Linked DNA regions of Mus musculus: regions 2 and 3 are each linked to region 1. Evidence: chromatin loops called from intact Hi-C (ENCODE). Cell type or tissue: heart. All regions are shown on one strand.

Region 1 (8,000 bases):
CTCACGTGCTCTTCAACCCCTCCAATTTTTCTTTAGAGACTGAGACCCACATTGTAGCCCATGCTGACCTGACACTCATCAGGCAGCCCAAGAAAGCCCCAAACAAACTCCCAAGTGCTGAGATTTCAGATGTACACTGCCAGTGCCAAGATCTGGATCCAGACACTTGGCTCTAGAGTCTACACTGTGTAACTCCCACTCCCAGATACCAGAGGGAACAAACTCATTGCCACGGCAGGTCCCCTTCTTGAAGGTTGCTATCCCCCAAACCCTGATGTCCTGGTTCTCATTACAGGGGCCGCATGGAAGCTCCTCTCAGGTGTACGAGAAGGCCAGACACAGGTAGACACACCCCAGATAGGGGACATGGCTTACTGGTCCCACCCCATTGACCTGCACTTCGCTACTAAAGGTCTCCAAGGTGGGTACAGGATGACAGGATGGGGAGGGGCAGTCAAACTAAGAGGAGCTGGGCTTGGAACACCATGGCTGTCTGCTCCCTGTACTTTGTGGGTCCCTTTTCTGGTACAGCCTCCCCTAGAGCAGTGCATTTGAGGCCTCACCCGAGCTATTCAGAACCCTAGGCCTGTGGAATGTGCCGGAGGTTGGGGTAGAGAAGATATCAGGAAGTGGGGGTCAAGTGGGAGGGGCCTTTGACTAACGGCCACTGAGGAGGCTGCATAGGGTAAAGAGAGATAGATAGGGAGGAGAGGGACAGGAAATGGGCCAGTTGCCGTTGCTCACACAGGCAGAGGTTCTGCTCAAAGGGGAAGTGAGTCTTCGAGGGAGGAGGAGGGTATCATGTCAGTGCAGCTTTTCTGGTTAAAACACAGCAGATTCTGGGAATGAGGACTGTTGACTGAGCCTACGTCTGTCCAGCTTGAGCAGGGACATCCCCAACTAAGAAGGACCCTCCAAGCCCTGTCATCAAGGGTTCCATTATAGGTAGAAGATAGACCTGTTTCCAAATGTGGCCAGCACAGAGGCCCTGGAAACACAGAAGTCATCTCTGATTGGTCCCATGGCCTTATAGGGCAGAGCAGTTAGAGTTCTGCTGTAAAGGGCCAAGAGAAGCTAACTAGGCCCAAGGACAAAGACAGAGGGTGGAGTCAGAGAGCTGGAGCCAGGTAGAAATGGGGAGGTGTGTCCTGGGTATTCGCTGTCTGTGGGTGAGAAGGACAGTGGGGGATGAGGCGGCAGGGACAGAATGTAAGGCCTCGCCTGCAAAGGCACTAAGACTGATTCTCGAAGGCTCTGGGGAGCCCAAGAAGAAATGGATGGATCAGATTCTCCTTCTGAACAATTGTACTAGTTTGTGAGGGTGATACGTTGGAAGTTTTCCTCAGTCCTGGCCTTAGCTGTCTTCCTCCCTGTTTGCTTCCTTCTTAGTCTCTCAGCTCACCAACAAACCCTGGCGGCTCTGAAACCCACTTTTGTTTCTCACCCCATCCCACCCAGCCTTCTCTGTCCATCTTCTCTTTCCGGGACCATTTTTTGTTTTTTGTTTTGTTTTGTTTTGTTTTGTTTTTCAAGACAGGGTTTCTCTGTATAGCCCTGGCTGTCCTGGAACTCACTCTATAGACCAGGCTGGCCTCAAACTCAGAAATCTGCCTGCCTCTGCCTCCCAAGTGCTGGGATAAAAGGCGTGTGCCACCACGCCCAGCCTTCTGGGACCATTCTTTCTTTCTGTCTTCACTGTGCTCTCAGGGTTGGATACTGGACTGGACCCTGGGAGGACCTAAATACAGCATGTTCTTCCTCTGTATGGAACCTGCCTGCAGGCCTCCTATCGCTCAAGAGAAAAGCCGGAGCCTTCTCTGGCGTCACAGGCCTATGGAATCTGGCTGTCACCTCTGTCCTTTGTTCCCCACGACTCCCCGTTCTAGCCTCATTGGCCCCACCAGGCTAGCTCCTACTTCGGAACTTTTGCACTGACTGGATCTGTCATTCCCCTAGGTGCCTAGAGAGCCCACTTCTTTAAGCATTTATGTTGCATCCTGGTTGGCTTGTTTGCTTTTTGAGATAGAGTCTCAGAACATAGTCCAGCCTAGCCTGGGGCCTCAGCAGCCCAAGTGTGTGCCAAAATGTCACCCTTCAGATATGTAGCCCTGGTTGTCCTAGAACTCATTGTGTAGCCCAGGCTAGCCTTGAACTTCTGGGGATCCTCTTGCCTCTACCTCCCAAGTGCTGGCATTCCAGCTGTACACTGCAGTGTTCAGCCCCAAATGTCACCTTCTTTAGGAAAGCTTCCTTCAGCTGCTCCCCAATTTTCCAAACTACATCTCCACCCCTCCCTTTCTGGCTGTTGTTTTTCCCCAGAGCGGTTATCACCATATGACATACCCTATAATTTACTTATTTACTATGTTGGTTGTCTAGGATGTCAGCTTCACGGGGCAGGAATTTTTGTCTGCTGTGTTCATTGCTGTGTCCCCAGCCTGGAGAACAGGGCCTGCCAGGGGAGGGCTTAGGGTTGGGGGGGGGGGGGGCTGGGCTGCATCTCCAAGCATTGGACTGTCAGGCTGGGACACTCAGCTGTGCATTGAGGCCACTAGAAACCTAACGAAGGGGAGAGATGGCTCCACTGGGGAAGAAAGGAAATCTGAGTCAGGTGCGTGAGAGCAAAGCAAGTCCATGAGGAGGAGGGCGGAAGGGGTCTAAGCTGAGGTGCTGACCTGGGGGCCTGGGAGAGTGAAGAGACCACAAAGGGAGGTCAGACGAGGCCAGACTTGACTTGAGAGGTTGGACTTTGTTCTGTGGCCCAGGGGAGTCATGGGAGGGTTTTGAGCAAGAGGGTAATGTGGATTGCTCTAGATTCCTGTGACTACTATGTGGAGTGAGTGGGAGATGAGAACCCAGAGAGGAAATTCAGGCAATAATCCAAGGTAAAAGTACTGTGCGAGGTCTCCAGTGGTTTCAATGCTGGGAACCCGGGAGCAGGGTTCTGCCCCTTTGTCCTTTTCTCTAACGCCTCTCCTCCCGCAGGTTGGCCTCGACTCCATCTCCAGGTGTGGTCCCAGGACAGCTTTGGCCGCTGCCAGCTTGCTGGCTATGGCTTTTGCCATGTGCCTAGCAGCCCAGGCACTCATCAGCTGGACTGCCCTACATGGAGGCCCCTGGGCAGTTGGAGGGAGCAGCTAGCACGGGCTTTCGTGGGTGGTGGGCCACAGCTGCTGCACGCAGATACCATCTACAGCGGGGCTGACCGCTACCGCCTGCACACGGCCGCGGGTGGCACAGTGCACCTTGGTATCGGCCTGCTGCTGCGCCACTTCGATCGCTATGGAGTGGAGTGTTGAGGGACTTCATTGCTACTAATCGCCATCATCCACTGAGCACATAATGGCACAGCAGTGAAGCAGGCACGTGGACTCTGGAGACTGTCAGTCCTGATCACCCCCAAGTCATGGCCCCTATGCCATGGACTGCAAGGCCAGGAACTCCCCTGTGGCCCATGCTCCACTGAACTACGGGGTAGAAAGGGCTGTGGGTTGGAGGGACATGAGCAGGGCCCACTGTTTGGACTGTCGGGGGCACTTAATAAAAGCGTGTATTTCTCATGGGTAAGGTGCCTCCTTGTATCCGCTAAAGCTCTCAGACGTCGGTCTCCTTATTTCACTCTCCTTGACACTCTCATCCGCAAAGTCTGCCCCTGCCTTTCGCTCTCCACCGCCTAGGTCCCCACTTCTAATACAGGACTCTGTTTTCTCACGAAGTCCCAATTTTTCCTTTGACCCTTCAACAACTCCCAAATCCACCGGGGCGCTTTGGTTGGTCACCGGCTTTAGTAGTGCTCCGCCGCCAGGAGGCAGCACCCTGGAGGTGGGGCGAGGCCGGGGTGCCCGCCCCCTCCCCGCAGGGCTGAAGGGACCCCCCTTGGAGCCCGCCCACGCTAAGATGAAGACAGTGCCCCCCCATGCCCTCCCCCTGGGGCTGCCCCCGCCCCGCGCGCGCTTCCTGGGTGGGGCCGGGGCGGCTTCAAAACCCCCGCCGCCCCAGCCGGTCCCGCCGCCGCCGCCGCCCTTCGCGCCCCAGGCCGTCCCCCTCCTCCTCCCGCCGCGGATCCTCCAGACAGCCAGGCCCCCGGCCGGGGCAGGGGGGACGCCCCTTCGGGGCACCCCCGGCTCTGAGCCGCACTCGGAGTCGGCCTCCGCTGGGAGCCGGCAAAGGAGCAGCCGAGGAGCCGTCCGAGGCCCCAGAGTCTGAGACCAGCCGCCGCCGCAGGGAGGAGGGGGAGGAGGAGTGGGAGGAGGGACGAGCTGGTTGAGAGAAGAGGAAAAAAGTTTTGAGACTTTTCCGCTGCTACTGCAAGTCAGAGACGTGGGGACTTCTTGGCACTGCGCTGTCTCGCAAGGAGGCAGGACCTGAGGACTCCAGACAGCCCTGCTCACCGTCGTGGACACTCGATCGCTACCCGGCGTTCCTCAGACGCCCCTATTCCGGACCAGCCCTCGGGAGCCACAAACCCCGCCTCCCGCGAAGACTTCACCCCAAAGCTGGGGCGCACCCCTTGCACGCCGCCCTCCCCCCAGCCTGCCTCTTGAGTCCCTCGCATCCCAGGACCCTCTCTCCCCCGAGAGGCAGATCTCCCTCGGACCTGCTGGCAGTAGCTCCCCTATTTAAGAACACCCACTTTTGGATCTCAGAGAGCGCTCATCTCGATTTTTACCCTGGTGGTATACTGAGACACCTTGGTGTCAGAGCCTCACCGCGACTCCTGCTGCTTTCTCCCTCAACCTCAAATTATTCAGGACTATCACCTACCTTTCCTTGGGAGACCCCACCCCACAAGCCCTGCAGGGGCGGGGCCTCCGCATCCCACCTTTGCCGAGGGTTCCCGCTCTCCGAAGTGCCGTGGGGCGCCGCCTCCCCCATGCCGCCCTCGGGGCTGCGGCTACTGCCGCTTCTGCTCCCACTCCCGTGGCTTCTAGTGCTGACGCCCGGGAGGCCAGCCGCGGGACTCTCCACCTGCAAGACCATCGACATGGAGCTGGTGAAACGGAAGCGCATCGAAGCCATCCGTGGCCAGATCCTGTCCAAACTAAGGCTCGCCAGTCCCCCAAGCCAGGGGGAGGTACCGCCCGGCCCGCTGCCCGAGGCGGTGCTCGCTTTGTACAACAGCACCCGCGACCGGGTGGCAGGCGAGAGCGCCGACCCAGAGCCGGAGCCCGAAGCGGACTACTATGCTAAAGAGGTCACCCGCGTGCTAATGGTGGACCGCAACAACGGTGAGCTCCGAGGGGCCGGGGAGCCAGGAGGGAGCCCCCAGGGGGCGCCGGAGTGCAGGGGTCACCGGGAGGAAATTACCCTCAGAGGAAACTGGCTGGAGGAAGGGGAGCCCTGGGGGCACCGGGACAACTGTGTGGGTGTCCCAAAGAGGCTGGCACTTTCCCGTACCCCAGGTGTCTTTGAGAGGAATAGACAGCCTGCCAAAGTGATCCTCTCCTAGAAAAGCAAGGTCGTGGGGAGAGTCCCCTCTAGAAGAGGAGCATTTGGCAGGTTTTGTTTTAAGTTCCCCTAATGGTGCCTAAAAATGCAGGGCTCGCTGGGTGGTCTCTTTCCAGAAAGGTAGAACCCAGCTCAAGAGAATGGAAGGTGTCCAACATTTCGGAATGGAGATGCAATGTGGAAAGCCGACCCCAGACCGGGTCGTGAGATGGAGAGAAAACCTAGGGGATGGGTACCCTAGAACTGCCAAATAAAATCTCTAGTGGGCTTACTCTCAGAAAGCGACAGGCGCACGCTAGAGAGTGTGATCTGTGGAGTCACTACGGGGTTACAAGTGAAAAAGGAAAGCGACGTTGTTGGGAGAAGGACTCTAGAGAGGAGCAGAGAGGGTGCGGAAAATGAGCCCGGAGGTGTCACGAGTGTTTTGCTTGGGGGCGTAAAAGAGCGCGCGAGCCGGCAGGCGGAGCCCAGTGAAGGAAGCGAGCGAGTCCTCAAGAAATCTAGAATACTGGGTCATTGGGAAGGAGTCATAAAAAGGGGAGACTGGCTTAGGAAGGTGGCCCCCCGCGGCAGCCAGGCAGACGGAGCAGGGATACCATGCCATCCAGGAGTGAGTGGCGAGCGCCCCTCTCCTGGGCGTGGAAGGGAGTGGCTGAGCCTCTGGAGTCGAGCCCTAGAGGAGCAGCTAGAAGTAGGGGAGAGGCAGTCTTCAAAACTCAAATGAAAAAACCGAATCGGTAAGGATGAGGAAGCCCCCACGTGGGTGCCACGCGCGTGGGGAGGAGCTTGCGCTTCTTGGGGGGGTAAGAGGACCCCACGGAACTGAACGCTGACAGGCTGTAACCCCAAGGTCCCAGTTCCTCCTACCGGAGGCTGGGGAAAACCCAGCGTCCGGTCGCCACGCCCTCCTCCCTTCCCTTTCCTTCCCGTGCCCGGGAGGAGGGGAGACAGAGATCGCGCGCGGAGCCTGGGGCGAGACGAGGCAGGTCCGGATCCCGCCCTCCCTAGGCTGTTAGTCTCCCGCCCTCCTCACCCCAGTAGTGGGCGGGGAAACTCACGGCCCCGCCCTGTAGGCGCCCACGCGGGACCCAAGCGTCGTGTGTGACCGGGGAACTTTAGGTGTCAGTAGCTTCTCCAGGTTTCACCTTCCTAACCCCAGAGGTGGACTTAAGGATTATTTGCACATTGCTGGACCCAATTGTGGCTCAGGCCTAATGACACCCCTCCCTAGCCACGACTTAATGTGACCTCTTCGTTGGAGAAGTCCTTTACTCTCCTGAGACTGTATTTCTTACGCATATATCTCTTCCGGCATGTGCCTCTCATTTCCGTCTCCTCTCCCACATACCTATTCATCTCTATGTCACCCCATTTCCCTCTGCGACACCCACAATCCTTCCTGCCCTCCTATCTCTCCCCTATCGGCTACCCCCAGCTGAGATCCCATCCCTCCATTGTGGTTTGCTGAGTAACAACCGAACCAAGAATAGAGGCCCTCTGTCCTTCATCGACGTCTGGGATCACCATCTCATCCCCACTACAAGAAGCCAGAAGCCCCAGCAGACGCAGAATTTCGGGATTTTGCCCCTTCGTTCCCCAGTGCAGACATCCTTTAGGCTAGGAAGCCCTTTAGTGAATGGGGCTCCCAAACCTGCAGTCACTCTTACCTAGAAATCCTCTTTGCTGCTAACACGACCAGGAAATGGGCTAAAGAGGGGAGTAACTAATGACACTGATGACAGGCAAATGATAATAAACCCCCACTGGCCAGGAAATGGCAGAGTTTTGGGATTAGGACCACTGTCTGGTTGTCTCCATCTGATCCCCCCCTCCCCTGCTTATCCTCATTCCCACTCAGTTCTCCCCCTCCATCCACCTCCCATGACTTACTGACTCGCTGTGCAGGGGTGGATTGGTACGGGGTGCGGGCTTCCCCTTCTCAGGAGAGGAGGGGGTGAGGGAAGGGGATGTGAGGGGGGACTGGAAGGAGGGAAAGCTGAAGTCGGGTTATAAAGTGAATGAATGAATGAATGAATGAATGAACGAACGAACAAACAAATAAATGGGGGGGGGCAACCCAATCCCAGGCTGCCAAGTCTGTCTATGACTGTAGTCCCAGTACTGGGGAGACAAAGGCAAAAGGACTGCTTCAAGACCATCCTTGGATACACAGTGAATGTGAGACTAGCCTAAGCTATGAAATCCTGTCTCCAGAACAAAAGAAAATAAACAAAAAAATTAGTCCCTGGGGCGGGAGAGATGGCTCAGAGGTTAAGAGCACTGGCTGCTCTTCCAGAGGTCCTGAGTTCAAGTCCCAGCAACCACATGGTGGCTCACAACCATCTGAAATAAGATCCGATTCCTTCTTCTGGTGTGTCTGAAAACAGCGACAGTGTACTCATATATATAAAATAAATAAATTAATTTTTAAAAGCTTTTAAAAAATTAGTCCCTGTAATAAGGTGGCTTGAATCTTACCATGTTGTGAAGTCTCAATGCCTTTATCTTTTGTAAAGTGTTTAAAATGATATCTTTACCATGCACTGTATTCC
Region 2 (8,000 bases), 68 kb after region 1:
AGCGAGATGCAAGGTCTTACTTAGAAGAGAGCAAGCGTGGGAGCCTTCCTACCTGGGTGATATACTTGCTGCTGTGGCTCCATGTCTAGTGGTCTCCTATCATAGCTTGACTCATTTTCTTGCTTGATGACTGGTGTCTCGTAGAATTGGTTCTGTCTGGTAATATTGTCCATGACATCTTAAGATTTTAAAAAAGAAAAAAAAATCAGTTAGATGAATGCATTTGAAAGTACTTTTGTAACCAAGACATCGGCCTTCACTCAGATTGTCGGAAGTCCACCTTCAAATGGTAACCTATTTAGGTAGTAGGTGTCCCCAGCTTCCTAAGGCTATGTCCTCTGTGTCTCAAAAGTCTGCAAACAGATCCACAACTGAATACACTAAACTGACTGAGGAAGAAGTTCTACAGTTTAAAAGAGATAGTAGAGTCAAAGAAGTAAGTCTGGCTTGATTTCTGAGCAGTACATCCTTAGAGTAGCTTCTACTCTGGAGCTTAAACTTAAAGAAATGGAAGCTACTCTAAGGACGTACCAGGCACGTCACTGAGCTGTTAACACTAGTCTCTACTTTAAAGTATATTGCTTAGAGTTGACTTCAGGGCCCAGTCTTCAAAACCAGCTCTCTGAACAGTCCCATTCGTCTGTGACTTAAAACACTCCTGCCTGCCCCTGCTTTTTGATGTAGATTAAGTCTAGGGCCTCATGCATGCATCACTAGCACAGGCAACGCAGTATACAAAACCTCAGGATCATAATGGTGTCCAGGATTACTAAGAATAGGTCCCCAAATAGCTGGAGCTAGAACTGGTTAGGAAAAGTGTTCTATCAGATCAGGAAGTGATGAAGAGGGTTAACAGCAATAGTAACTACTTATGGAATGCATGTCATATACACATCAGACCTTGGGATGCACGTGAGTATTAACTTGCCCCACTAAAGCATCCAGTTTAGGAAGACAGACACTTACACTGTAAAATTATATATCACACTTTATGTGAAGCACCAAGAGATAAGAAAGATCCAGTAAGGAGCAGATAAGCCTCAACTCAAAGGATACATAGTCAAAGGCTCAGTGATGAGATCAGAGAATATTCCTGGGGAAGAATAATGTCTCATGTGAAAAGCCTAGAAGCAGAATTACAGTGGAAACAAAGAGAGAACGTTATGAACTTAGGACGGAGAGTATGTAGCTCTGCCCCTGGGGTAAGCATGCTGATGGGTACCTCCAGAGCCCTGCTAGAAGCTGTGCCAGAAGCAGCGAGGCAGAACCACAAGGAAAGAGACTATTGTGCCACTTGTTAACTGGATTCTTTCTCAGAGGACAAATACATCTGGGCACAAACCAGGTGCAGCCCAAAGGGAGGAAAGCAAGAAGTCATGTGGCTTGCTGTATATAGTATCTGTTTACCAAGAATGAAGGAAGTACTAGAGAAGGATACCTGAAAGAGGCGCTTAGATGATTTTGTTGGTGTTGGGGTGTGTGTGTGTGTGTGTGTGTGTGTGTGTGTGTGGAATGACGATGTCAAGGGACAGAGGATCTCCTTAACTGCAACACAAGGCCTCTTCACACTATTCTTCCTCCTCCAGTCTCAGGACAATGTCTTCCCCAGAAAACCTATGTTCTTTCACCTACTAGGGGATAGGCTGCCCTAGAGAGGATATGATGCTGGCTGGGGTCCTTTTCTACTCTCTACAACATTCCCCTAAAGACAGGCAACCTTGTATGAAGCCCTTGAAACACACGATCTCATGACTATCAACTCTAGGAGGACAGTCTTACCATTCCCATTTTACAAGGAGACCAGGCTCAGAGGGGCAATGATCTGCTGATTTCAAGAAGTCTACAGTTGGTTCTGAAGCATCCAACTCTCTTTCCCAGGACCCTTTTGCTAGAAGCAAGGTTAAGGGCAGCATCCTCTCGGCTCTTTCACAAGCCTTTCTTGCCAGGGTTTCTCAGCTCTGGATACATTCACAGGCCACTCCTCCCTTCTTAGCAGGGAATTGTCCATGGAAGACTTGCCAGCACAGGGTAATCCCTAACACTCTACATCTAGGGTGGCCCCTCTACAGGATCCAACTTCTTATGAACAATTGAGTAGCAATGCCAATCCCAAGACTCTTTTGAGGACTCATTTTTTCTCTCTTTTTACTGTTTAGTCCCAAACTCCACAGTGCCTTCTCAGAAAAACACTCTAAGTCTTGGACACCACTGTGTCTGGTTCCAAATTCCCTCTCATACCAGGGTCTCCTTTACTCAAAGGACTGCTCTTTGATGCCAATCCTAACTAGAGACACTTTGGGCAGATCAAGTTCCCCCATATTCCCTGAGCACCCCATCTCCCTGAGCATACAAGTAACTATTTCTGGGGACTCAGGAGCCCTCTCTTGGAAAGGAATACTCCCTCTGCTTCATCATGAGGCCCCCAGCCAAAGCAACAGGTTTTCTTTCTTTTTCATACCCTCCACACTTCCCTCCCCCACACCTGCTAGACTAGCCACATGATCCCTGGCACACACAAGGGTCCCACCAGAGTTACCAACTCATTCCCCACAACTCCTGTTTCAAAAACTACCCATAGTTAAGAATGCAAGGCCACTCAGCAGAAACCACAGAGTACTAACCTGAGTCCTTCCAATTCTAGGCCCTCTAGTTTCTTTGTCCATGAGAAGATTCTGTCCTTTCTTGTCACCATTTAGATCCCAAATCTCCTCTGGAAGCCAACTAGATAGCCTAGACCTCCCAGTACCAAACATACAAGTTGTACCTGCCCTCAAGGTTGACCCTGTAACCTCGAGGAAATGTAGGAGTTGGGGATAGGGGTTTCCAAATCTGCTGGTCTTTCATTACCTCCTAAAAGGCCACCTGGCACACACTGGAGAGTTCAGTCCATGTTTTGGGAGACTCTTCCCAGCCTTGGACACCCGTAGGTCCAAAGTGCCAGTCCACCCCCAGCACTAAGCAGATCTTATCCCATCCGTGAAGAAAATCAAAGATCTTCTACCCTTAAAATTCTCCCTGACCTGCACCCTAGGCCATTCTTCCGCTACCTGAAAATCCAGCTTTTGAGACTCAGCCCAAACGGTGGACTAGCATGGCTACCCCAAGCTGTCAGCTCACCGCTCGGCTAGAATCTCTCATTTTCCAAGACGCCGCCCCCCGACACCCCTTTCCCTAAAACGTCTAGTTCTTCCGACTTTTTCCAACTCAAAGCCACAAAACAGAACCCCAAAGCAGTTTCCAGTCTCCGAATCCCAGGATATAAAATCCTCCCCGCCCGCCCGCTAGGACCCTGGTCGCCTTAAAATAAAATCCATCCCCCTCCACACGGTTTTCCTTGCACCGAAGGCCAGGATCCGCCCTCAGGCTGCCCCGAGGCCCTGGCCGCAGATCCTTTACAACGGCAGGTGGCAGGATCCCTGGCTCCTCAGACCATCTCCTGGATCTCTGTGGAGTCGAGCTCCCGCGTCCCACAGCCCGTCCTCGGCCCGGACTCCAGGCTCCCCGGTCCCCCGCCCCGCGCACTCTCACAATGTCCGTCCGGCCCCGAGTAGCCGCCGGGCTCCGGGTGCGGCTGCAGCCCGGGCGGCGGTGGCTGCGCGGTCCCCTCCAGCTCGGAGCCCCCCTCGGTCTCGACCTCCTCGTTGTTGTGCCCAGGTAACCCCGGATCGTCGTCAGCCTCGAGCTCCCGTTCGTCTTCGGGCTCCTCGGCCTCTAGCGCCGCCAGCAGCCGCTCAGCAAGCTCGGCCTTCAGGCCGCGAGTGTCCAGGCCGCGGCGCTGCAGCTCCTCGCGAAGTTCGTTCACCTTCAGGCGACGCACATCCATGGCCCGGGCCCCCGGGGCGGCCCCCGAGCCTGGCCCGGCCTCCCAGGGCTCTGTCCCCCCTAAACCTTGCCTGTCAGGAGGCGAAGGGGGAAAAGGGGGGGCCACTCCAATGGCGGCGGCGGCTCAAGATGGCCGCCGCCGCCTCCTCCCCCTTGCCCGGACCGTACGATGTAAAACGAGTCTCAATTGGTCAGCGCATGGGGCAACGGGCGCGGGCCCGGGAACCAAGCCAATCACAGTGTGGCTTTCAAAAGAACGGTACTAGAGGGCTCAGGAGCTGCCTAAGAGGAAGCGTTAGCCTACGTTGAAGTCGCGGCCAGAGTGGAGGGCGGGAAAAGGCGAGAGGCGGAGCAAGCGCTGATTGGGTAGCGCTCGCGCGCCCGCTGCGGTACAGTCAAATGAAGGAAAGGGAGTAACGACTTGGAGCCATTAGCAGCCAGATCTCAGAACAACCGCCCAGTCTCTCCGCGCCGTGCTTCCCTCAGACTCTCTGTAAAACACATTCTAACTGGTCTTCATCTCACGCCCCCTCGCGGAGGCCAAGCGGGTAAAACCACCACAACCAATCAAATGCGGCGGGAAGAGGCCGGCCAACCCTCGTCTTTCCTGTTGCCTTTCGGGAACCGGAAGGAGATTAATTCACCGAGGCCCCGCCCCTTGCCGTTAGGGCGGTTTCAAAACAACCTGTTCGCCAATCGCAGTTACTGTTATATTTCACCACTGCCAGAGCTTGAGCGCTTTAGAAAAAGCGAACTAGATTGGCCATTCTTGAGAGGCTTGCCTCTCAAAGTTCTCCGTACAGCAGGGTATAATACGGAATGAAAATCAAGTGGATCTGTTACTCATCGTTTGTTAGAAACCCAGTTGCCTTTATGAGAAACAACAACAACAAAATTGGTCCTGGAGAGCGCTGAAGGGTTGAAAGCAGGGGCTAGGCTAACAACGGGAGAAAAGTTGTGTGGTAAATCGCACCCCTCCCTTTGATGCACAACCTCCCAGGGCGCTTTCTCTATGGTTGCTAGACAAGCCACTCTGCACGCAACCATAGAGCCTTCCCGCTCTGGGCATAGCTGCAGAAGTTCGCGGCTTTCCATCTCGAATCCATTAAACCGTTGTTGCTCAACCTCAATCTTGCTGTGTCTACTCTGACCAATTCGCACACGAGAATCCGTAATTACGACAGGTTGTGTTAATCCATACACCTGTCGCCCTTTGCTCAGAAGACAAAAACTTAGTGAAATAACACCGAGACGCACAACGCAAATGTGCACCGACATCTATAGCCTTAACTCCCAACAAAAGCCACAAACACTCTCTATTAGACACACGCAAACATCCCACAATAAATGAATAGGCGTGACAGGCCAAAAGCATCAATTCAGGATAAGACTTCAAACGGCAGTGTAGGTGTGGCACAAGCATGCAGCATCGTGCGACAAAGCTCAGCTAAGACAGTTCACGCTACAAGCTCACACCACAGCAACCTAGACACACAGCACCCACTCAGCAGCGGGACAGACACTCACGTGGGCCCGAGGTTCCAGTCCAGACACCCCGCCCCTCGCCCACGTCGGACTTCCTCTCTCCTCCCAGCTGACCACAATGATTTGTTTTTTGAAAGAAAAAAAAAAAAAAAAAACTTTGTGGCCCGGATTGAACTGTACCCAGTTCTCAGGAACCACCACCGGGGGGCGACCGGGCGCCGCATAGGGTTCTTGAAATGGTAGTAGTCACAGACTAGGAAAAAGTGAAGACTCGGATCTTTGTCCATCTGTGGTTCGAGGTGTTCTGGTCCATCTTTCCTCAACAATCTGAATGTTTGCCTATGTGAGAATCTTTTGTACTAGTCTGGGCATGTTAGTTTATTTTCTTCTTTATTAAGACAGTCTCATGTAGCCCAGGCTGGCCTGCATCTCTCTGTGAAATCAAGGTCAACCTTGAAGTCTTGATCTTTCTGCTTATACCTCTCAAGCGCCGGGATTATGTGCACCATGTTGGATTCTTGAGTGTGTGTAATGCTTGTTCTGTGTCTGTTACTAAAGGTTCTTCCTATTGCTGGTGAGTACCTGCCTGCTGATGTTTGCAGATTTACAAGTGTGGGTTTATATGTTTCTGTTACTGTGAGTGCATAACTGGGCCTTTGCATTTGTGGCTAGGTTTGCCTGAGCATGTGCACTAATTCACATGTCTGTTACTTTGGAATGTTTGTGTAAGACCCTGTCGGGGATCGCTCTCTCCCTCCATCCCTCTCTCTCTCTCTCTGTCTGGCTCGCTCTCTCTGTCTGGCTCTCTCTCTCTGTCTCTCTCTCTCTCTCTCTCTCTCTCTCTCTGACAGAGAGGGAGTATTCCTCAGGGCTTTCTGAGAGTCTGACTTTCCTTGGTTGTATATATTTGTCTATGTGCATGGTTCATGTCTACTCTCACTAATGAAAACATTCCCATGTGTCCCTCAAACTCTTCTTATTCTTTTTATTGAGGTCAGGGTCCCTCTAGGTAAGCCACGATGGCCTGCAACTAACTTTCCATCCTCTTGCCGCTCAGGTGTTGGGATTACAGGAGCCTTTCTTCTCACAGTGGGGAAACCGAATCTCTAGGGAGAGGGGACGTAGCACAGTTGAATGGACACAAGAGACAGAATAGTGACTGACAAAAGTTTTATGTGATCTGAGCCTCTCTGGAGGCACCAGAGTCCACACTTCAGAACAGGCATAGGGGACTGGCTCAAGGGGCAACATGGCCCCAAATGAGGGGAGATGACCCATCCCTTGGAGGAAAGCAGGCATTCCCAGTGCATCGCACAGGCTTAAGGTGGGGTGTACCCCACACAAGGAGAGGAGGAGCATAGGTGCTTAAGGAGGGAAAGGACTTAGGATGGCTACAAGCGCCCACCCTTGGAGTCGTACCTAATACTCTAGACTGTGGACCTTTAGAATCTCAGACACTCAAAACATTGGCTCCATAGTGCTTAGAGATTTAAGATCTTTAGACATATGTATTCTTGGGCATTTAATTATGTGCTAGAAAGGCAAAAAGCAGCATAGAACCTAGAGGTGTCCAGCATTAGAAGTGGTTAGAACTTTGGTGTCTCATTAGTCCTCGTTAACTGGAGCCTCTTGTGACTTAGATGCTGAGGACCCACAGCATCCTACAGGGCCTGAGACGAAGATCAGGCCAACATTAGAGTTTTAGAGTTTAATAATCTGGAATCCTGGGAGCAGATGACGTGGAAGCTTAGGAATCTAGAACCTTGGACTAAACTTTAGATTATCACCACATCATAGCTTAGAAACTCCATCTGGAGACTCTTAAAGCTTTGGAATTTCAGAGTCTAGAATCATATTTCCTTGAGATACAGGATTTTTATATAAAAGAATCTATGGTCATAAGGCTTCAGAATCTGTAGTTGACCATCACTGGGGTCTTAGAAATTAAAAAAAATAAAAGTTTGAAACATTATGATCTGGAGTATTCCAACATGAGCCCTAAACTGTTAAACTGGAGAAGCAGTATGCCTTAGAACCTTCATGCCTAGAATCTTTAGAATTTAAAAATCTACAATCTTCCACTGACAGGACCCCTGGCTCCAGAAAAATAAAGTCTAGAAGCCTTAGGTCCTGGAATCTCAGAGTCGTGCAACCTAAAACCATGGGAGCATTGCCACGAATTATAGAGCCAGAAAAATCTAGAGCCATAGAATCTCAGAGCCTTCGAGCAGTGGGCCTGTCTATAGCAACAGCGCTGCAGACCTAGAAACAAGCATCTCGGTCCAAAGACTCATCATCTTTGAGAACTTTGAACTCTAAACTCAAACCTTAAAATCTAGAACGCTGGGATGGAAGATGTGAGACGATCCCTTGAAACTGTTATGGATAGGGTGCATAAGGCATGGACTGCATCTGAGAAGGGAGGGAAGGCCATTCTGCATCTGGGGAGAAGGCCTGGAGTGACGGAGTGGGGGGGTGAGCTTTCCCCCAGTGGCAGTGCCTAGCTTGGGTCCTGAGAGGATGTCCCAGGTGGAAGATTGTCTCAGGCTCCGTCCTCCTGCCCTGGAGGTGCTGGGCAGCCTCTGTCAGCAGACAGAGTGGGTCCTGGGGCTGTAGAAGGACAAAGGACATAGCGTCCAGCTGAGTGGACGTCAGCTGCAGTGAGACAGCTACAGGAATCCTTAGGATCAGGT
Region 3 (8,000 bases), 120 kb after region 1:
ATACGGGTGCTTGGGATTGGACTTGAGACCTCTGGAAGAACAGCCAGGGCTTTTAACCGCTGAGCTGTCTCTCCAGCCCTTCAGAAAGCTTTTAAAAGGATGATATAGCTCTGGGGTGGGTACAGATCTATAGGTCGCTCAGTCGGCAGTGCTCACCTAGCAGATGATGAGGCTTCGGATTCCATCACCAGCACCAGTGAGCCAAAAGTGCACACCTTTAATCCCAGCACCCAGGAGGCAGAGACAAGTGGATCTCTGAGTTCAAGGCCAGCCTGGTCTACAGAGCAACTTCCAGGATGGTCAGGGCTACACAGAGAAACCCTGTCTCAAAAAAGAAAACAAAACAGGCATAGCGGAGCACACCTGTGATCCTAGCACTTGGGATGTAGAGGCAGGGGGATCAGAAGTTCAAGGCTAGCCTTGACTTTATAGAGAAGTCAGCCTGGGCTACGTAAGACCCCCCCTCCTCCTCTTCTTCCTCCTCGTCCTCATTTTAAAAGATTTTTCAAATGACATGGTTTCTCTGTGTAGCCCTGGCTGTCCTAGAACTGGGTCTGTAGACCAGGCTGGCCTCGAACTCACACAGATCATCCACCTGCTTCTGCCTCCCAAGTGCTGGGGTTAGAGGCATGCGCCACCACTGCTTGTCTAAGGCCCCATCTTGGAAGAAATTAAAAGGCACACATGTTCAATTATTTTCTAATATTTTTCTTAAAATAACCTTAACAAAGGGTGATAAGTGAAACAGACCTAGCAGAAAGTTAGTGGTCACTTTATTTTTTATTTCTGTCAGTAATGAAGATGGAACTCTGGGCTCTATACATGGTAAGCTACATCTCCAGGCAGAGTCGATAGAATTGATGGTTGTTTAAAAAAAAAAAAAAAAAAGGCCGGGCAGTGGTGGCACACGACTTAATCCCAGCACTTGGGAGGCAGAGGCAGGCAGATTTCTGAGTTTAAGGCCAGACTGGTCTACAAAGTGAGTTCCAGGACAGCCAGATTTACACAGAGAAACCCTGTCTGGAAAAACAAAACAAAACAACAAAATGAGTGAGGGGAAAAACAACCAGGAGGGAAAGGGAGGGAAAGCACGGTAGTGGAACCAAGCGTAGGATGCCCTGGCCTGTGTCCTTAGTGCCTGTGTGTCAGTATGTGCTTTCAGATTTGGAGCCCTTCCAGAGACCAGATCTGTTGTTGGCCGAAGACTTTCCAGTGATCCTGAAGCAGGACAGCAGACAGCCCCAGCCCTGTCCTTTCCCTTCCCTCCCCCTCAGCTTCACATCTGGCACTGATGTAAGCAGCGAGGTGGGCGTGGGCGAGGTGGGCGGTAACCATGTTTTTCGGCTCCCTCCCAGCCTCAGGGGAGGGGCGGGCTCCCTCGTCCCCACCCCCTTACTCACACAGGCAGAGGGGGTCCGTTCGGGCCAGAAACAAACTTTTATTGCAAAACGGGAACCTTCAAGTCACAAAGAGGTCAGCTATGGCTTCTGTCCTGATAAGGAGGGCTGGAAACAGCTAACAGCACTCCCCTGCATCATCCCTGTGAGGCCAGTTAGTCCTTCCAGGAGGAGGATACATTTCCAGCACTCTCATGAGGACTTGCAGGCAGCTCAGAGATCAGAATGCGTTTGAGAGCAGGCCCCTGATAACATGACTGGGAAACCCTTTTTCTTTGGGTCGCTGGTCCTCATTTGTAGAAGGTCTGTGTGCACAATCACAGACCAGGAAACCTTTATATTTGGGAACATTTGTTGGAAGGAGCGTGCTGGAGGGGCATGGGTGTGGACGTGACTGGGGAATAGTATGTCGTCACGGTGTGCCTCAGTGGGAAGAAGTTTGGAAGGGCCAAGATCTTGTCACATACGGTTTGGCTGTGTGGATTACTGGCTGGTGGCCGTTGATAGAGCCACTCATGAGCCTGGATGGTGGTGAGGTCATCCATGGGAGTAGACAGAACATCGTTCTGGCTGTGACATGACCCCAGCTGGGGCTTGCTGTTTTCTATGGCGGGGACCCAGCAACAGCGGTGCTGAGCGTGTTAGACAGAGTTAAGAGTCCTGAATACGGTTGGGTTGTTTGTGTGTTTGTGTAGGCAGTCGCTGGATTAGAGTTGTGAGCATACAGAGTCGTGTGGTGGACAGCGGGGTATCTAGCTATATGCTTGCAATTCCAGATGGCCTATATTACATGATGTAGGCTGAAAGCCTATGCAGCTCATGGTGGCGCATACCTGTAATTCCAGCGAGCAGGACACCGAGGCGGGAGGATCACAAGTTTGAGTTCGGCTTGTGTCACCACATAACAAGATCCCCGTTTCAGACAGCCCTCTCCAAAAAGAAGCCTATGCATCAGTTGCTGTGCGGTTGTGTAGTGGTGTGGTCCCTGGTCTCCACAGCTGCCTTGATACGTGGTGTGTAGTGTGATGTTGCTTCTGAGACACCTGCTTCACACACACCCTGAGTAAGGCTCTTTCAGCCCAGAGGGCTCCCACCTTCCAAACTCCTTCCTTCATCTGGACTGGTCGCCAGTGGGCCAGACCCGCAGCTGGAAGTCCGGGGGGATGTTGAAAAGTCCACTGATGGCTGGCTTCAGGCTCAGGTCACCCGGCGGGCACGGGGTCTCCAGGGAGAAGGCTTGCAAGATGGAAGTGAAGAAAAGCCACAACTCCGCCCGAGCCAGGCCTTCTCCCAGGCAGACTCGCTTACCTGGCAGGGAAGGACTGAGTCAGCTGCGGTCACATCTGGCTCCACAGATATGGGGAGCCGACAGAGACCCTGGGGTGCAGGAACGTGCTCCTCAACTGGAGCTCACACCACTGGCCAATTAGCACCTTCCAATTATCCCTAAAACCCGGTAGATACCTAAGGAGTAGGGCAGGAAGGCTTCGTGTTTTCTCAACCGACCATCTTCGTCCAGGAAGCGGCCTGGATGGAACTCTCCTGGGTTCTGGAAAACCGCAGGGTCATGCAGTATGGAGCCAATCAGAGGGAAGACCTCAGTGCCCTGAGGAGACAGGGAAAAGCTCACACAGTTGGGTGTTCTACACCCATACTTTTAAGATAACCTGATTAAAAATTAAGATTTGTTTTTTTTAAAGATTTATTTGTATTTAGATTTTTTAATTTTAGTATTTTGAATTATGTACACGTATGTCAGTGTGTGTGTGTGTGTGTGTGTGTGTGTGTGATATTCATGGATTCAAGAGCATCAGGTCCCCCTAGAGCTGGAGTTACAGGCGTCTGTGAGCCACCCAACATGGATGCTGAGAAGAAAACTTGGGTCCTCAGCTATGCACTATGCTTTTTAAGTAAACACGTCTGTGCCCCCCCCCTCTCCTCCCATTTGCTCCTACTTTCTTTCTAATAGACCGGGTCTCATTATGTAGCCCAGGCTAGCCTTGAACTTGCAGCAATTCTCCTGTCTCAGTCTCCCAGTGATGGCCTAGCAGGCATCTGCCACCATGCTGGGATAGCCAAGCGTTTTCTCTCAGTATTCACACACACTGCCTTGTATAAAACAGGTTCACACAGTGGCCTCACTCCTGTCCTCACACCTGGAATCTCTGGAATAAAGCTCAGGAAGGAGGCAAGATTGCAAGTTCAAGGCCAGCCCATGCTACTTAACAAGATCTTATTTCAAAAGAAAAACAACCAAACCAACCAAACAAATACACAAACCCCACAAAGGTGTGTGTCTAGGGATGTAAGTCCGCGATAGAACATTTGCTTAATGTGTAAGAGGCCCTGGGTTCAGCCCCTAGCACCTTATGTGGGTGAGGGGTGATATAAAAAAGATAGAGAAACTAAGGCCCAGGGAACTTAAGCAGCAGCCAAAGAAATCCCCGGGGGAGGCTGGCAAAGTGTGTTATTTTTATACTGTTTTGAGATTCTGGGAGTCTGTTGTGATTCCAAGATTAAGTTGTAGCTGTACGAAGCCATCTCTCTGGGGAATGTCCCAGGGAGGCAAAAGACAAGAGTGTGTGTGGGAGGGATGTCCAAGAACGGACAGGCAGGGAGGGCTGCAAGGCTATCTCTCAGGCCAGATAGAGCTTGTGTATTCTTGGGGCTTTGGTGTAGAGGGGAAAGGCAGGCGGAGAAACCAGAGCAGAGGGGCAAAACATGACTTGCTAGGGAGTCTGGCCCATGGCGTGTGAGCTGTGAAGGTGAAGGAGCTCCCAGAAGAGCATCATGGGACTGTTATTAAGGAACAGAAAGGCAGGTTGAAGTGATTAGAGCTTAGGTTCTGGGTTCAAATCTTGTCTTCCCACTCTCTGGCTGGGTACTCACATCTTAGTTTTTCCTTCTGTAAAATGGGTGTGATGATTACATAGGATTGCTTTGCAGATGAAAGAAAATAATACTAACAGAAGGCATCCAGAACAATAGCTGACACAATGTGAGGGGTTGTGACATCGTGACTGTCTTCTGTATGTATATAGGGCATCCATCCACCATCAAGAGCTGGGTAGATGTTTTACAAGCATCATCTTACAAGTCCAAATGACCATTATTATTATTATTCCTGATTTCAAAGAGGAGCATATTGAGGCTCAGTGTATGAAGCAATTTGTTCAAGTTCCAGCTAAGAAAACAACGGGGCTAACATAAGGATTTGATTCCAGAAAGAGCCGCTGCTGCTGTTATCGCAGGATTGGGAATATATCGCCCCCCGGTGGTTCTATTCTGAACTGTTTTTCAGTGGAGGCGGGAGAGAAAGAGGTGGATGGTGGTTGGGGGTGAGGATCCTCCAGAGACAGGGATATCAAAACGCAAGTCCCAGGGCAGAGATAACTGCTCTGGCTGTGCCATACACCTACCTTGGGCAGAGTGTACCCTCGGAAGCAAGTGGTCCTCGTGATGGTGTGGGGCATGCCCATGGGTACCAGTGCCAGGAGCCGCTGTGCCTCGTGTAAAACGGCATCCGTGTAAGGGAGGCGAACTCGATCGCTGAGACTTGGAGCCCTGCCAGGACCCAGCTCCTGTATGAGCTCCTCCCGGACGCGCTCTGAATACAAGAGGAAGGTTGCAGGTCAAGGGTAGGATGAACCCTGGGATCTTTCTCCCAGAAGCCTCATCTTGTACAACAGTGGTTTGGGGGTGGGACTGGCAGCCGATGAGGAGCAGTGTAGGCCTGGGGTCTCGTCAGCCTGTGTTGGATATTGTATCTATTTTGTCTTAACTTTCCTAGCAAAAAATGGTGTTGAGACTGGCTGTCCTGGAAATCACTACATAGACCAGCCTGGCCTTGAACTCACAGAGATCCATCTTCCTCTGCCTCCCAAGTGCTGGGGGAGGGGTGTGGTTCATTCTGGGCTAGCCTCAGTTCTGACTGTGACTGTCACCTCTCTTTCATTGTTTTCTGTTTTGCCTATAACCCAGGCTAGAGTGTATCTCAATGTGTAACCAAGGCTGGGCCTCAAACTCACAGCCTACTATGTGCTGGCACTGCAGGTGTGCCCTACCACACCTGGATGGTGACTCTTCTTGTGTGTGTGTGGGTGTGTGTGTGGGGGGGTTGTGTGCACACAGTGTGCTTGGGTGTATGCACGCACACCAGAGGACGATGCCCGTGTCCCGTGTCCTGCTTCATTACTAGCCACCTTATCCCCAGCATTCATCACTGGGCTTGGAGCTAGGCTGGCAGCCAGCAGTGATTTTCCCATCTCAGCCCCTCCTCCCTTAGTGCTCTAGAGACGTACTGAGCTTTTTACATGGATGGTGGAGATTTGAACTCAGGTCCCCATGCTTGTGCAGCAAGCTCTCTTACCCTCTGAGCCATCTCTCTAGCCGGGTTATAATTTTTAAAATCCAGGCTTGATCCAGTGTCTTGTGAAGTTTGGATTCTTCTCCTTTTGTGGGCCTGGCTCAAGATGACTTTAATACAGTCCCCGCATTTTTGTCTTTTGTCTTATGACAGGCCCTTGGTATGTAACCAAGGTCTTCCTTCACTATGTAGAAAAGGCTGGCCTTGAACTTGTGTCAATCATTCTGCTTTAGGCCTCCTGAGTGCTAGGATTACAGGCAAGACCTACAGTCCATGTTCAGCCTCCCCTAGAAAGCATCCTTCCTGTCTGTAGCTCAGGGTAACGACACTGTCTGCAGTTTCCCAGCTAGAAGCTCAAGTCTGCCCCTGGACAAGTCCTTCCTTCCTTCCTTCCTTCCTTCCTTCCTTCCTTCCTTCCTTCCTTCCTTCCTTCCTTCCTTCCTAGTTCTCCACAACCTGCCTGTTCTGCTTCTATCCCACTGTCTCCGTAGCCTGGCCTAGCCCTGTCTTAGGTCTTCAGGTTTCTGTCCACCTTCCTGAGTGCCTTCATCATTTACAATCCACTGTGTGCGTGCATGTGTGCGTGTGCGTGTGTGTGTACGTGTGTGTTGCGGGGGTGCTAACTGGGAATGTTACCCAGAGCCTCATGCTTGCTAGGCCGTCATACTCTACCATTGAGCCACGTCCCTTCCTCTCACCAGTGGATCCCAAGCAAGGGCTCTCAAGCTCCCGTCATTGCCCCTGAGACTCTAGGCAGGGACTCCATCACTGAGTCCCAGTCTCCTACAGTTCATTCTGTCCTGGAAGCGCAAAGGTTTTCTAAAATGCAGATGCAAACTGGGTGTGGTAATTTAATACACTCTGCACTTGGGAAGCCAAGCCAGGACGCTGAGTTAGAGGCCAGCCTGGGCTAAACAGTGAGTAGCAGGCTAGCTTGGGCTATACAGTATGATCCCATCTCAAATAAAAATAAATGCATAAATAAATCATATATCTTCCCTGCTCAACATCCTTCTATGGCTCCCATGCCTGGGGACAAGGTGACAAGGTGGCACAGACGGATCTTGTCTCGCCTCTCACTACGTCTTGCACTGTGATCAGAAGTTCTGGAAGCCCTGACCTCTCGGGGAATTTTAGATCATGACCTTTTCATCTCCCTCCACATTCTGTCCTCTGGAACCGTCGCTCAGGTTCCTGGGGCCTGCCTGGCAGGAACAGTTTCTTACGCTGGACTTGAGGGTATCTCAGCAGGAGCAGGAGGGCATAGCGGATGGTGGCACCGATGGTCATGGTCCCAGCAAACAGCAGGTATGTGACCGTCATCAGCAAGTTCTTCTCGGTGAATTCTGTACCTGGGTCTTGTTTCTCCTGAGGATTGAAATAAATGTTTGAGACAACTTGAGAAATGAGGATCTGTTATTTAAGTGGGATTTAGATTTAAGTTGTTTATTATTATTATTATTATTATTATTTTCCAGACAAGGTTTCTCTGTGTATCCCTGGTGGTCCTAGAACTTGCTCTGTAGACCAGACTGGCCTTGAAGTCACAGACATTCACCTGCCTCTGCCTCCTGAGTGCTGGGACTAAAGGCATGGCAGGTGAGATTCAAGATTTTTAAAAAAGATCTTTTAAAATTTCATGTGTGGGCATGTGTGTGCCATGGCATGCATGTGGAGGTCAGAGGACAACTTGTGGCAGCTGGTTCTCCCTGTCCACTGTGTGGATCCCGGGGATCAAACACAGACAGTCAGACTTGGTGCCAAGTCCCTTTACCCACCGAGACAAGCCATTGGTCATTACTCCCATTTGGGGTCTCATGTAGCTCAGGCTGGCCTCAAACTTGCTATATAGATGAAGATGGTTTCCTGCCTCTGCCTCCTCGGCGCTGGGATGATAAGTGTGAACTACTATACCCGGTTCATGTGGTACTAGGGGTGGGGCCCAGGGCTTCTTGCTTGCTAGACAGCTCTACCAACTTGTACACAGAGACATGGAGGTAGAGAAAGAGACCTGAAGCCAGGCCTGGGGGGTTAGCCCTTAGGAGGCAGAAACAGGGGGATATCTGCAAGTTCCAGGCTAGCCTAGGTTTCAGGGTGAGTTCCAGGCCAGCCTAGGCAACAGAATAAGACCATATTTCACGAAGAGTAAAAAGGGAGGAGAGCAATAGATATCCTCAGGAGCTCGCAGTCCGTAAAGAACAGACTAGAATCAAGAAGGGATGGTCTCCTCCCCAGGG

The links. A loop is a pair of places that touch in the nucleus more often than their neighbours do. Peaks named below come from ENCODE experiments on the same cell type or tissue, not always from the same donor. Only the 100,000 strongest peaks of a DNase experiment are listed, where the experiment ranks them.
Region 2: it touches region 1 in a loop (4-fold over the local background); 8 of 42 quality-filtered maps call a loop at or near these places.
Region 3: a loop joins it to region 1, with 2.7 times the contacts of the local background. A loop is called at or near these places in 3 of 42 quality-filtered maps.

Annotation. Positions count from the first base shown.
Region 1 is chr7:25,682,996-25,690,995 of GRCm38, forward strand. It overlaps B9d2 (B9 protein domain 2), which reads left to right. Exons shown (of 4, transcript NM_001362154.1): 3 at 296-421; 4 at 2,986-3,567. The coding sequence ends at 3,299. Tgfb1 (transforming growth factor, beta 1) reads left to right here and starts at 4,007. Exons shown (of 7, transcript NM_011577.2): 1 at 4,007-5,228. The coding sequence starts at 4,874. In heart, CTCF peaks have their summits at 3,791 (motif pointing right), 5,255 (motif pointing right) and 6,051; DNase peaks (open chromatin) are centred at 696, 3,946, 5,136, 6,346 and 4 weaker places; H3K4me3 peaks cover 4,540 bases; H3K27ac peaks cover 4,375 bases; H3K27me3 peaks cover 1,312 bases.
Region 2 is chr7:25,750,813-25,758,812 of GRCm38, forward strand. It overlaps Hnrnpul1 (heterogeneous nuclear ribonucleoprotein U-like 1), which reads right to left and starts at 3,947. Exons shown (of 15, transcript NM_144922.3): 1 at 3,529-3,947; 2 at 53-178. The coding sequence starts at 3,823. Axl (AXL receptor tyrosine kinase) reads right to left here. Exons shown (of 20, transcript NM_009465.4): 20 at 5,688-8,000. The coding sequence ends at 7,850. In heart, CTCF peaks have their summits at 3,740 and 4,353; DNase peaks (open chromatin) are centred at 2,493, 4,289, 4,329, 5,379 and 1 weaker place; H3K4me3 peaks cover 3,919 bases; H3K27ac peaks cover 3,635 bases.
Region 3 is chr7:25,801,055-25,809,054 of GRCm38, forward strand. It overlaps Cyp2s1 (cytochrome P450, family 2, subfamily s, polypeptide 1), which reads right to left. Exons shown (of 9, transcript NM_028775.4): 6 at 6,990-7,131; 7 at 4,817-5,004; 8 at 2,862-3,003; 9 at 1,415-2,705. The coding sequence ends at 2,509. Among named protein-coding and RNA genes, the nearest start is that of Cyp2s1, 11 kb to the right of the region's middle. In heart, CTCF peaks have their summits at 4,673 (motif pointing left) and 4,879; DNase peaks (open chromatin) are centred at 1,327, 1,877, 2,607, 4,827 and 2 weaker places; H3K4me3 peaks cover 1,406 bases; H3K27ac peaks cover 2,114 bases.